3 separate regions of the Homo sapiens genome follow, and all the other regions are linked to region 1. The links are chromatin contacts, found by Hi-C or POLR2A ChIA-PET in ENCODE. All regions are on one chromosome and are shown on one strand. Each heading gives the region's core, a stretch centred on a gene start or an enhancer-like site at or near the end of the contact. The rest is flanking DNA. Distances are from core to core; before and after follow the strand shown. Region 1 has its middle 110 kb from the start of TLR5. Region 2 has its middle 62 kb from the start of TLR5. Region 3 overlaps DISP1 (dispatched RND transporter family member 1).

What was found. A loop is a pair of places that touch in the nucleus more often than their neighbours do. ChIA-PET counts read pairs that join two places held with the same protein, here RNA polymerase II (POLR2A). Pooled maps may share reads with other maps.
Region 2: a loop to region 1 is called in a map of heart right ventricle, with 3 times the contacts of the local background. The contact joins two enhancer-like sites. A Hi-C loop is called at or near these places in 9 of 168 maps with a recorded cell type or tissue (Caco-2, HepG2, PC-9 and 5 more) and 7 of 50 pooled maps. POLR2A ChIA-PET finds 5 or more read pairs at or near these places in 2 of 52 experiments (H1 and WTC11).
Region 3: a loop to region 1 is called in a map of DLD1, with 4 times the contacts of the local background. The contact joins two enhancer-like sites. A Hi-C loop is called at or near these places in 1 of 168 maps with a recorded cell type or tissue (DLD1). POLR2A ChIA-PET finds 5 or more read pairs at or near these places in 3 of 52 experiments (H1, K562 and naive thymus-derived CD4-positive, alpha-beta T cell).

What each region holds. Positions count from the first base shown.
Region 1 is chr1:223,029,924-223,034,163 of GRCh38, forward strand. No RefSeq gene overlaps it. Among named protein-coding and RNA genes, the nearest start is that of TLR5, 110 kb to the right of the region's middle. RefSeq lists enhancers at 1-41, 42-799, 800-1,557. Within about 2 kb of position 1,993, at least 7 of the 41 ENCODE cell types and tissues checked have a DNase peak (open chromatin) inside an H3K27ac peak, as active enhancers do; they include heart right ventricle, where a contact is called at or near this core.
Region 2 is chr1:223,078,924-223,083,163 of GRCh38, forward strand. No RefSeq gene overlaps it. Among named protein-coding and RNA genes, the nearest start is that of TLR5, 62 kb to the right of the region's middle. RefSeq lists an enhancer at 1-203. Within about 2 kb of position 2,433, at least 25 of the 41 ENCODE cell types and tissues checked have a DNase peak (open chromatin) inside an H3K27ac peak, as active enhancers do; they include heart right ventricle, where a contact is called at or near this core.
Region 3 is chr1:222,992,204-222,996,443 of GRCh38, forward strand. It overlaps DISP1 (dispatched RND transporter family member 1), which reads left to right. Exons shown (of 9, transcript NM_001377229.1): 8 at 2,682-2,779. Among named protein-coding and RNA genes, the nearest start is that of TLR5, 150 kb to the right of the region's middle. Within about 2 kb of position 2,473, at least 5 of the 41 ENCODE cell types and tissues checked have a DNase peak (open chromatin) inside an H3K27ac peak, as active enhancers do.

The DNA.
Region 1 (4,240 bases), core at 743-3,242:
GTGCTTTTTGAGCCAGGATGAGCTAGGAAAAGGACTTTCACAAGGTAATGTCATCAGTTAAGGCAAGGACCGGCCATTTACAGTTCTTTTGTGGTGGAATGTCATCAGTTAAGGTGGGGCAGGGCATATTCACTTCTTTTGTGATTCTTCAGTTACTTCAGGCCATCTGGGCGTATATATATGGGCAAGTCACAGGGGATGCAATGGTTTGGCTTGGGCTCAGAGGCCTGGCAGCCTTTCCAAAAGAGGCAATCAGATACGTATCTATCTCAGTGAGTAGAGGGTTGACTGAATAGAATGGGAGGCAGGTTTGCCCTAAGCAGCTCCCAGCTTGACTTTTCCCTTTAGCTTAGTGACTTGGGGGTCCCAAGGTTTATTTTCCTGTCACAGCAGTAAAGAGGAGTTTAATAGACAAGAGCCTGGCCACGCAACATGGGAGATTGGGTTAGTACTCAAATCAATCTCATCCAAAACTTGTAGGTCAGGGGTTTTTTAAAGGCAGTGTGGGGAAGGGGTGGGGGTGGCTAGACTTGCTCCTGATTGGTTGAGGCAGAGATGAAACCACAGCAGGTAGAAGCTGTCCTCCTAAGCGGAATCACTCCTGTGTGGGGCCACAGAAGCAGTCTGGCAGGTTCAGGTGCAATCATCAGTGTCAGACATGCAAAACACTGGAAAAGATATCTCAAAGGCTAATCTACAATAGTGGTGTTATCTGCAGGAATGGCTGGCAATTTACGTCTGCATCTTAGCAGGATCAGGCTGCTTTCTGCCCCCCAGACTGATGGCCTTTCATTACCTTTACAAAGCTGGTTGAATCTGGGGGAAGGGCTATTATCATTTAAACTATAACCTAAATGGCTTCCAATGTTAGCTCAGCCCAAAAGCCCAGGAATAATTAAGGGAAAGGCAAGATGGGGAGTGGGTTAGCTCAACTCACTGTTACAATTTTTCTCACTGATATGCTTTTTGCAAAGGTGGTTTCAGAAGCAGAGCCTGTGTGCTGCTTTTCAGCTTTGGCTGGGGAGCTTGAAACATACTCGTGCCTGGGTCCCTCCGCGTGGATTTTGATGTAATTGGTCGGGATGTGTCCAGGCATCAGGGTTTTTGAAAGTTCCGGGGTGATTCTAACCTGCAGGCAAGGAAAGAAGCATTGGTCTAGATGAGGAAATGGCACCCAACCTCATTGGCTCACACGTGCCCTCTCTCACTCTTACATGTAAACACCACCATTGATTAAGCTTTTAGAGGAGGCACAGAGAGCAGAACACTTCAACCCTTTACTTCTCATGCATATTCAACGAGCATAACAGAAACAACTAGAGAACAGAAGCAACTGACAGATGTTACTGCACAATTCACAGATATGGTAAAGCCCCTAAAGCAATGCAGTGGCCTCTGTGGGTTGACGGTGGTCAGAGGGGAGGTCAGGGGAGACTCTGCCTTGAAGCAAAAAGGGAGGTGGTAGATTTGGGAGCTGGGAAGCTGCAGGCTGCTTGGGGTAGATCGATGACACCTCTGCCTTGAAGCAAAAAGGGAGGTGGTAGATTTGGGAGCTGGGAAGCTGCAGGCTGCTTGGGGTAGATCGATGACCGCTCCTTCTAGGCTGTGGTGAATGGGAAATGGGCACTGGGGTGAAACTCCCCATGGGAAATGCCTTGAGACCTGGCTGGCCTGGAGTGAGTGGAGCAATGGGATCCCGGCCTAGGCAGAGTCCTGGGCTGGAAGCCCTAGGGCTCACTTCTCTGCCTCTGGGCAAAGTTGGACAAAAAGTGTCCTTTCCACACCAAAGATGTTCAATCTTATTGGTTAAAAAGCAGCAGAGAAGGGTGTGGATGTATCCTCAGCTTGGACAGCCTCCTCTGGCCCAAGTCCTCCCTGGCATTGACTTCCATTCCTGGTGCCGACGATGGTGTTCACGTGGGTTGGTTTGTTTCCCTCATCAGTTCTGGGTGGAGGTGCGGGCCTCGAGTTATTGGGAGTGAGTCACTGGCAGCAGTCCTCTCTTGGATCCTCAGGCAGCCTCGCTCATGCTCTGAGGCACACGTTTAGGAAGACGTCAAATCCACTGATGGCCCTGGGGAATGAATAAGCCCCACCCTGTAGCAGTTGCTAAAAAAATCCAAGTGGCCAACAGAGTCTGATCACCTCTTTTCCTGTAACTTCCTTGCATCTTTCTTCCTCCCTAGGAATGGGGGCAAAGTCCTTGTATTCTTAAACCTCACATCCTGACCCTTCCTTCCAGGAAGCAAATGCTCTTACCCTATTGTGGAAAGTGAAAGTCAAGATCAGCATCCCTCCAGGCCTCCTGGTCCAGGCATTGCTCAGGCTCTCCCCTACTTAATCCTCCTGGGCTGTGGATTCTAGTGCAGATTCTGTGGACAGACAGCCTGACTCATACCCAGCCCGTCCACTTACAAGCTGTGTGACTTTGCCTCAGTTCCTTAACCTCTCTGGGCCTCAGTTTCTTCATCTGTAAAGTGGGGATAATAATAGTGCCCACCTCACAGGCTTGCTGAGAGGATTGGATGAGACACTTAGCCTTGTGCTTAGGCCTCAACTTCTGGTCTGCCACAGTGCCCAGATCCAGGGGTTCTATAAAATCCGTTAGAAAGGCCAGCGTGTCCTGACAAGGGACATTATAAGTCTCACTGCATTATTGCTTTTGTCAGAGGTGTTTGAACCAGAGCAACTCCATCTTGAATAGGGGCTGAGTAAAATGAGGCTGAGACCTACTGGGCTGCATTCCCAGACAGTTAAGGCATTCTAAGTCACAGGATGAGATAGGAGGTCAGCACAAGATACAGGTCACAAAGACCTTGCTGATAAAACAGGTTGCATTAAAGAAGCCGGCTAAATCCTACCAAAAGCAAGATGACAACGAGAGTGAGCTCTGGTCATCCTCACTGCTACACTCCCACCAGCGCCATGACAGTTTACAGATGCCATGGCAACGTCATGAAGTTACCCTCTATGGTCTAAAAAGGGAAGATATGAATAACCCACCCCTTGTTTAGCATATAATCAATAAATAACCATAAAAATGGGCACCCAGCAACCCTTGGTGCTGCTCTGTCTATGGAGCAGCCATTCTTTTATTCCTCTACTTTCTTAATAAACTTGCTTTCACTTTATGGACTTGCCCTGAACTCTTTCTTGTGCGAGATCGAGAACCCTCTCTTAGGGTCTGGATCAGGACCCCTTTCCTGTCACACTTTTAAGGGGGCATGTCATAGGCCTTATAAACAGAGTATTTTAAAACACTGACTTAGGTTGTGCTATCAGCAGGAATTAACTATTCAAGTGCAATTAGTTTATCTGATTATAAGACAGTATTTCTGAGTTTGGGCATTTTGATGGGCTGTTTGAAGTACCTATCAATGAGAACAAATGAAATATCTAAAGCATTTGCATTATATTGGTCATGAGAGAGAATTAAAATACTTAAGGCCAGGCATAGTGACTCACACCTATAACCCCACAAATTTGGGAGACTGAGGTGGGAAGATTGCTTGAAGCCAGGAGTTTGAGACCAGCCTGGCAATATAGCAAGGCTCTATTTCTACAAAAAACAAAAAACTTAGCCAGGTGTAGTGGTTTGTGCTTGTAGTTCTAGCTACTTGGGAGACTGAGGTGGGAGGATTACTTGAGGCCAAGAGTTTGAGGCTTCAGTGAGCTATGATTGTAACTGTCCAATGGGTTCATCTTGCCCACTGCCTAGATCAGATTTATCAAGACAGGGAATTGCAACAGAAAAAGCATTTAATACACACAGAGCTAGCCAAACATGAGATGAATTTTATTATTACTCAAATCAGCCTCCCCAAAAATTCAGAGGCTAGGGTTTTTGAAGGATAGTTTGGCAGGCACAGGGCGAGGGAAGGGGAAGGCTGACTCATTGGGGATGGAATCAGGGGTGTGGAAAACTGCTCTTGTGAGCACTGAGCCACTTCTGGGCGGAAGCCACAGAGGAGGGGCTGGTCCAGGTATCGGCAAAAGCTTGAAAAGACATCTCAAAAGGCCAGTCTTAGGTTGTACAATACTGATGTTATCTGCAGGAGTAATTGAGGAAGTTACAAGTGTTGTGACTTCTGGAATAATGGTTGGTAATTATTTAACTACATCTGTATCTTAGCAGAATTCAAGCCCCTCTCATCCTCCTAAACTGGTGGCCTTTTATTAGTTTTACAAAGGCCAATTAATTTTGGGAAGGGCTATTATCATTTAAACTATAAACTAAATT
Region 2 (4,240 bases), core at 1,183-3,682, 49 kb after region 1:
CTCCAGCTCTGGCTGCTGGAACGTTTATTCCTCCATCAGGGCTTGGGCCATTCCAGGCTGGGGAGAAGAGGCCAGAGGGAGGAGGGAGGCCCCCAGCCAGGTTCCGGCTTGGGCAGTGCAGCCAGCAGAGGGGCTTAGGAGCAGCAGGCAGTGGAGTCCTGAGCAGAAGCAGGAGGGTTGCAGGGCTGTGCTGGCACCAGCCGTGGTACAACTGGGGCATGGATGATGACTGAAGATGGTCAGGTAGAGGAGAGTTGAAGCTTCTACCCTACATGTGTGCTCACTGTTCAGGAGACTCATCAGCGCTGCTTTACAGTGTGGTCGCTGGCTTTTCCCAAGAGAAAGAGGAAACTGCCAGGACTGCTAAAGGCTGGGCCCAGGACTGCTGCTCCTTCTATGGCTCGACACAGGGGGAAGGGGGACAGCCTCGCTTCTTGCTGGGGCTGATCACAGGGGAAGAGGGGTCCAAGGCCACCATTGGAGACCACGCATTCTACGTGAGGGCCACGGGTCCCCCTGTGTCTGCCTTTCCACGTGGGGAGGGGTACATAGCAGCTGTGAACCTCTCATCTGCTGCCCCAGGCTTTTGGATCCTGTCAATGCACAGACTCTGACAGACTCAAACATCTGCCTTCCAGCCTCGGCCATGTACTCTGGTGACTTCCCCAGAATGAGTGTGGCAGGTCGCCTTGATCCAAGTAGCTGCCAACTCACCCTTGCCCTCTTAAACAGCCCCTTTGTGGACAGTGGTCAGTGACAGAGACATGGGTGACCTGCTGAGTGGGAGGGGAAGGCTCCTCTCTGGAGGTTCAGAGGTGGAATTCAGACCCGCAGGCCAAAGTCTCAGAAGGCAGATTTTACGCCCACGCAGGAGTGAATAATAAACTCTTTAATACTGGAGTGGTCTGATTTCCAAAAGGGGGTGCCCTGTCCCTAGAAGTGTTCACACAGAGGCCGGATCATCCCTGCCGGGAGAATGAGAATGAATTCCTACACTCGTGGAGAGGCTGGACTCTTTAAACTTCCAAGATTCCTCACGCTTTTAATCATCCTTCATTCTAATTATCCAGACCCTATTTGGTGACAATTATCATTTGCAAGTCCCAGCAATCCTCATTTTGGGGGCCAATCCCTAGTTGCTTGTGTAAGTAAGCATTGTTGAGAAAAGGGTCCAACAGCTGGAATCCAGGAAGGCCCTACCTACCTAGGCACCATGTTAATGCCCAGCTAGTCAGTTGGGTCCAAGCGGCTTTGAGTATTTCTATTTTAATATAACTGCATGAAATTCGCGCACCCGGGAAAGAGCTCGTGCGGGGTCACTGAGCACCTTCTTTTCTTGGCCCTGAGGTTGGGCTGGGGGTGGAAAGGACCCTCAGCTCAGAGCCCTCCGTGAGGCCCCCAGCATCTACTGCATCACAGATTGGACTGTCCCCAGCCACAGGACAGGGCTCAGGCCTCCCAGTTCTCCAAGAAGCGCATTCCCTGGGGTTGGCCCACAGGACCGGGCTTCTCCGTTCACCTTTTCTCTTGGATTCGTGCACCACCTTGGCTGTACTGAGAAGCAGTAGTGTGAGCAACCAGGTTTGAAGGCCACAGGCTCTGACCCCAATGCCCACCCTGTGCTGCTCCGGAGGAACTCTCTGGGGTCTCCTGCCCCTCAGGCTCCAATGCCGGCCCCAGCCTCACTCTGCCAGGGCCATGGATCCTGCCCTCACAGCCCTGGGGGGGAAGGACCAGTGCCCAGGCAAAGCTCCATGCCTGGCTCACACAGGCCCACAGGAGAGGGAGGAAAAGTCTCCCTCATGAGTAGCCAGGGTCAGGGTCCAATGAGGGCCCTTAACATGTAAAAGATGTAGCTTGAGCTCAATCAGCTTTAACCTTGTCTTTCCATTACCTCATAAAGTAGCATGGAACTCTTGACAAAAGTAGCAAAGCTCTGAGGAGATGTGCGCTTACTGGCTTTCTAGCATATTCCAAAGTTCTCTCTGCCTCCAGGTGTGTTGCTGCTGCAGGGCTGCAGGTAGGCATGGGCCGGGCTGCAACTTGGGGCTCTTCTGAGGACCTGGGACTCTCCCCGGGAAGGGCGGCCGTGCAGCTGTTTCTAGATCAGCGAGGATTTCACCACAGGACTCCCATTCTGTGATCGTGCTTCCAGGCTGACCTGTGGCACGTGTGTGCAGGGTGTCGTGCATGTGTATTGTGCGTGTGGTGGGTGTCCACTGTGTAGTGTGTGTACACATAGTATGTGTGGTGTGTGTATACTGTGGTTTCTCCCCTGAGGCCGGCGCCTCCGGGTGTGGTGTTGGCGCTGTGTCTAGGGTTTCTAGAAGGGGAGGAATGAGGGAAAGAGGCCCCTCCGGGCACTGGGACAGGCTCAAGGGGAACAGCCCCGAGCTGGGTGTTGGCTGAGTGTGAATTCCAGCAGCCAGGCTCACAGACCCGTGTCACCTCTGACGTCAAGTGGCAGGGACACGCTAAAAGCCTTTGAGTCTATTGATTGAGAAGGCTCCAGAAGGTTTTGGAGCGCTGGAAGAAGGCCAGGCCTGGAATTTACGCGTCGGCCTCTTGGTGTCTCCTCCCGCTGAAGGGAGTAAATCCAGGCAGGTCTGGGGCTGCCGGGCGGGCACCTGGGGCGGAGGAGCCTCGAGGCTGTGGTCCTGCAGCACCACCTGGGGGCGGCGAGAAGAGTAGCCGCAGAGGCTCGGGAGGACGCGCCCTCGGGTCCAGCCGCAGCCAGCACACCGGGAGGTGGTCAGGGGTCATCTCTTCTGCGCCGGCCCCAAAGTAGACTGTCCAGTTCCCTGGGAGATACTGCGAAATCTGCTTCATGTTTCCATTCGTAGACAGGAAAAAAAAAAGCCCGCCCCAAAAGCCTGAGCTTCCATTAGGATTACCTTGCCTGGGGTCCCAGAGTGACCATAAAACACCATTTCCCACCCTCCCTGCCCCATTGGTTTGTCAGAATACTGCTTCCACTAAGAGGTACCATCGTTTAAGATTCTTAGAATATTCTACCTAAAAGGCCTGAATATTCTCATATTCATGTGTGGCCTTAGAATGAATATCCAGCCTGAAAGGAGATGGTGAAGTATGCCTGCCTCATAGGGAAACTGAGGCTCAGCAAGGCTCCGTGGAAGAGGGGAAACCTTACCCTCTGAGTGCTCCATAATGGAGTCTATGGAATAAACTGACAGCAGGCGGATTAGCAGGAGGAAGGGTGACCACATTTATTATGCACATGGATGCATCATGGGAAAGAAAAGTGAATATCTCCAAACCAATGAGAGACCTAGAAGCTTATGCGCCTGACTCACCGCGGAGGCAGGAGAGGGGATGGAGGTGCCATGGGGAGAATGAATGATTTGGGGAAAGATGAATGGGCCCTTGGGAGAATATGGGTAGCCTATGACAAAGTTGGCCTGGGCATGGCATCAACCTTCAGTCCCCTCTGCTGTGATGCGAGTCTCCCCTGGCTCATGAATTTCCTGGGGAGGGGGATTCATGATAATTGAGGTCCCTTTGGAGGGTCCGTCTTTAGGCAGACAAAGGCAGCTCAGAGCAAGCCTCCGCCTGCATCCTGTGCTGCCCAGTGCCTTCGGTTCAAGGTAGCTGGCATACCGTGTTTGGGTGGCACTTCCCGAACTCCTTCAGCCCAGTCCCTTGACTTTAAGCCCAGTGCTCTTTCCACTGCTGTCCACGGTGTGTGGCCCTCCCCCCGTGCAGGTGTGTGACTGGGCACCCGCAGAGGGACACCAGGCCACAGGGAAAACAGAGAGAGGCAGACCCAGATAATGCCAAGATGTGCACAGAGCTGAGTGCTGTAGAAGGAGCTGCAGGCATGGGATGGAGGGTGTGACACCAAGTGGTACCACCCACAGGACACATCTGCTGCGAAGATACTCAGACTGAAGTCTGGGTCCCAGAGAAATGACTCTTTATAGCACCTGGAAAGGCTACCCTGCTGCCTGCAGTCTCTGTGGAACAAAGAAGAAATGAATATTGCAATGCATGTCACACGTAAATTCAGCATCTAGCCCTGTTTGTACTTGACCTGGCCTGGCCACCTTGTTACCTTATGCTCCTCATCACAAACTCCTCCCCAGAGCCAGGCTGCTGGCCTCCCTGAATATCCTGCTTTCGCGCCTTTGCTTTTGCTGCTTCCCCTTCCCGGAGCACCTGCCATGCCCCCCTCACACCTTAGCATGTGAGTCGAAGCTTCCTGTACACAGCCAGGGGCTCC
Region 3 (4,240 bases), core at 1,223-3,722, 37 kb before region 1:
TAGTCACACAGCTTCACTGTTGCTGTTGAACCTAAAGAAATTTTGGCTAATTAACTTTTTCTTTTACTTCTCTAGTTTAGTCAACTACTAGTCTGAGTTTATTATATTATTAAAATTAATGAAAAAGTAATGATTGAGTTTTCTTATTTTAAGGAAGATATAAATCTAATGAAATTCTTGACCTTGCCCAACATTTCAAGTCTTTTTAAAAATTCCTTGTACTATTTATTTCTAGATCAAGTACAGGTACATATTTTTGCATTGAACCTTGAAATAATCTGTTGAATTATTAAAAAATTATTTAAAGTTCCAATTCATTCTAAAGTGAATCAGAAAATGGCTTAAAGTTCTGATTCATTCAAAAAGCAATACTATATTAAGAGCCTTCTGTGTGTTACCTCATCACTAGGCAGTAGAGGTAGAGAGGTGAAAAAAATAAAGTCTAGAGGTTCAAAGTTTGAATGCCTCAGGGGCCTGGCATATAATCCAAGTGAATAAAGCTAGCTAGGTGTGACAGGAGAAGTGATGGTGATTGTGGAACACTAAGGAACATCTGCCCTGTCGAAAGAAATCGGCTGCTACTTAGCCGCGACAAAAGATGGGGTTCTAGAAATGAGGGCCCAAATGTTGCAAGAACTTGCCAGAGGTCAAAAACCCAGAATTTTTTTTTTTTTTGAGACAGAGTTTCGCTCTTGTTGCCCAGGCTGGAGTACAATGGCGCAATCTTGTCTTACCACAACCTCCATCTCCCAGGTTCAAGCGATTCTCCTGCTTCAGCCTTCCCGAGTAGCTGGGATTACAGGCATGCACCACCATGCCTGGCTAATTTTGTATTTTTAGTAGAGACGGGGTTTCTCCATCCGTGTTGGTTAGGCTGCTCTCGAACTCCCGAACTTAGGTGACCATACCGCCTTGACTTCCCAAAGTGCTGGGATTACAGGCATGAGCCACCGCACCTGGCCAAGAATCCAGATTTGAATGTGGAGCCATTAATTCTCTAAATGTTGGCAACAAATTCACTACCCAAAATTTGCTGTAACATGGAGTCAGCCTGATTACTCTGCAGCTGCCAGAGAAGAAGGAAGGCACAGCCTAGAGGACATGAATATAAGTATGTAAGCCATTGATTAGCCATAGTGATTAGGATTGAGGAATTGTGGATAGTATAATTTTTAATTAAGTGAATATTAACATTAAAGCTCTTTTGATTTCAGCTTTTGCTGTTGGTGTTGAAAATCCCTCTTAAATGTATTTTTTCCTGTCTTATTAGAACACTAGATGACCTGATTGGATCTTTGATGTTTCTGGAGTTTACCAAGTCTCAGGGTCTTTATTTTGATCACTTACTCTGTATAGTAATAGATAGTAGGAGATGAGGCAGAACCTTATACTGATCCCAGGAAGCAATACATGTTTCCTTTTCTGTCTCTTCTCTTAAAAAACATTAGGAAATTGAACTCTGGTTACTTGCATGTTCTGGCTGGTTTATTTCTCTCAATCAAAGTATTAGTATATATTATTGCTTAACCAACATCTGTTAGTTATGATCTTAACCAGGAAAAACATTACATTTCAATAGTCAACAGTAAATGCTGTCTCATAAGTAGATTCTGCCTTGACTAAAGCCATTACCAGCTCTATGTAAATGAAATGCTTCAGTTTCTACCAGGCTGATTTTGCTCTCCAAAATCAGTCAACATGAGATAATAGCCAAAACTTCATGATCATAAATAAAAACTTTTATAATAAAGCTTTATTCATAAATTTACCAGCTTATTTGTTAGCACAATTAGACATTTTAACTATCATAAAATTAATCTTCTTTGTTTTATGTGGTTCATATTCTTTAATACGTGGTTCATATTGTTTCTGTTCTGAGGATACAGAAACAATATTGTTGGGCATCTATTATTATCTCATTTAATTCTCACAGCTATTTGAGATAGATATTGCTGTCTGCATTTTACAAATGAAGAACCAAGGCTCAGAGAAGTTGTTAGTTGCCTAAGGTCACGTAGCTAGTAAATGACAGGACCTGGTTATATCCTAATCTGACTTTAAAGACCATGCATGCTCTTTCTGGTATATCATACAACCTCCCTTATTCAGAAACATATTTTTTTGTTAATCTGATTTTCAAAATATTTTTTCTAGCCTCTAGTGTACCAGAGAGACCATGTACTCGACCAGAATGTGGCCAGCATTCTGTACTTAGTTGGCTGTTTTTAGCGATTTTAAATAGATCACCCACCATCTCTCCTCTCTAGTTAGCTGCCAGGGAGAACATCCCTATAATCCATTCTTGGTATTCCCTAGTGCATCTTTTTGTATTAGGGTGATGTGTTGTGAAATTAAGAGGGATATATTCAATTCGTTTCCTGTTGTAAATTCCTGTGGATTTTTCTTCCTATAGTCTGACCAAAAATAGATTTGCTATATAATTCATACAATTTTAAGATGTAGTGAGTAGACAAAGGCTTTGCGCTAAGACAATATTATGGCATTGCTTTTTTTTTTCTTTTAACATTTTCTCCTGGAATTTATCAAAGGAAAGAATTTCCTGCTGCTAATGAATCATCCATGTGGTTTCCCAGTTTGAATTATTTCCAAATCCTGAGTCTTATGAAATAAATGAATAATTTATAAACCTTTTTCTTTCCTTTTTTTTTTCATATCACCAGGTGACCGATATTCCAGAGTGGTATTTACTTCATCTGGAGGGGAGACATTATGGAATTTACCTGCAATTAAATCAATGTGCAATGTAGATAATTCCAGGGTATGTAAGATAAAAACTAAAATCTCCTTAGCACAAATAAGGTTGTATTATTGAAACTCCTTTTACTGCTGACCCTGGTTTCTGATCAGATGAAAGTACTTCAGAGGCTTACCTACTGAGGAGTAAACTCCAGCAGGCCAGCTTTGCATTCTTTCAGATCCCAGGATCAAAGTGTCCGTGTTTCCTTCAACTTTAAAACATACCATCTTCCTTTTTCTTTCCCATTCATGATCTCTGGCTGTTGATGGTGTTTTCTGTTATTTCACATAGTATTTCTTTTCAGTATAATATTTAAGACTGTTTTTCTTCTTTTGTTGTATTTTTATTTCCTAACCTAGTTTCATTGTTCCCTATTTCCTGCCCTGAGGCAGTTGTCAGCATCTTAATTGTGCAATGAAATGCCTGCCTCTCTGGCAATCACTGGGTCATTTGGGCCAGTGACCTCAAAGGGAAATTTAGGGAGCAGGCTGGGAAAGGGGACATCAAAGAGCATAAATACAGTATCTATGTAAATGACCACAGTAATCCAATCCAAACTGCCCTGAATGCTAAACACCTTGCTGCTTCGGGAGACACCGGGATGCAAGAAGACAGGCGCTTTGTCTCTCAGTCTTCTCTACAGCCAAAAACATGTCCGCATCAGAAAATGTAGTGAGCTTCTGGGTTTGGAAGAGCTGTCAATTTCATATGTTCAGAGATAGTTTCTCTAAATAGAAACTGCTATCTGATGTCACTAATGAACTTGTCCAAGCATAGCAACCAGCATAAAAGGAACTCTTTGTGTTCTCAGCATAACTCTAAAATGTAAAATGACTGGTTAAAAAATCGAATCATGTGCCGTGCTGAGAGCTAGCCTGACCACCTCATGCAATCACCTGTTCGGTCAACAGGGAAATTTCTTAATGAAATAGGCAGTAGAAAGGAAAGAAGAGATCACCCAAACCAGCAGTCTCATTGTACTAACATGAGTACCTTCTAAGAACTAAGTATCTTAACCAGGTAACCTAGTTAGTTGGTCCCAGACCTCCCAGATTTACCCCATCCTTCATTCTAAGAGGCTGTTTGTACATTTTGAAAATGACTTTCCAATCGACTGAGGTATCAGGATTTTCTGTCAGTGCTATCTTCCTTTCACATAGACCAAAGCCACAAACGATCTATAAATAGACCAAAGTTTCTTAATTGGTGATCAATTTTTATTTGTGATGTTTTCTTCTCTTCTACAGCTATCAGTTCCTTATTTGAAGGCTATGAACCTATTTCTCTTTGTCATGCATTAGGATACTTCTTATACAGAAAATTAACTCTAAAGTTGTAAATGTGTAGCGAAATTTACTATGTGCAAGACTTTATGCTGGGTACTTGTACATCACTCACAGTGGATCTGTGACCTTGGAATTTACAATGCATTTTACACGGATGATAAATTAAGCTAAGAGAAGCTAAGCCAGTCTGGTTACT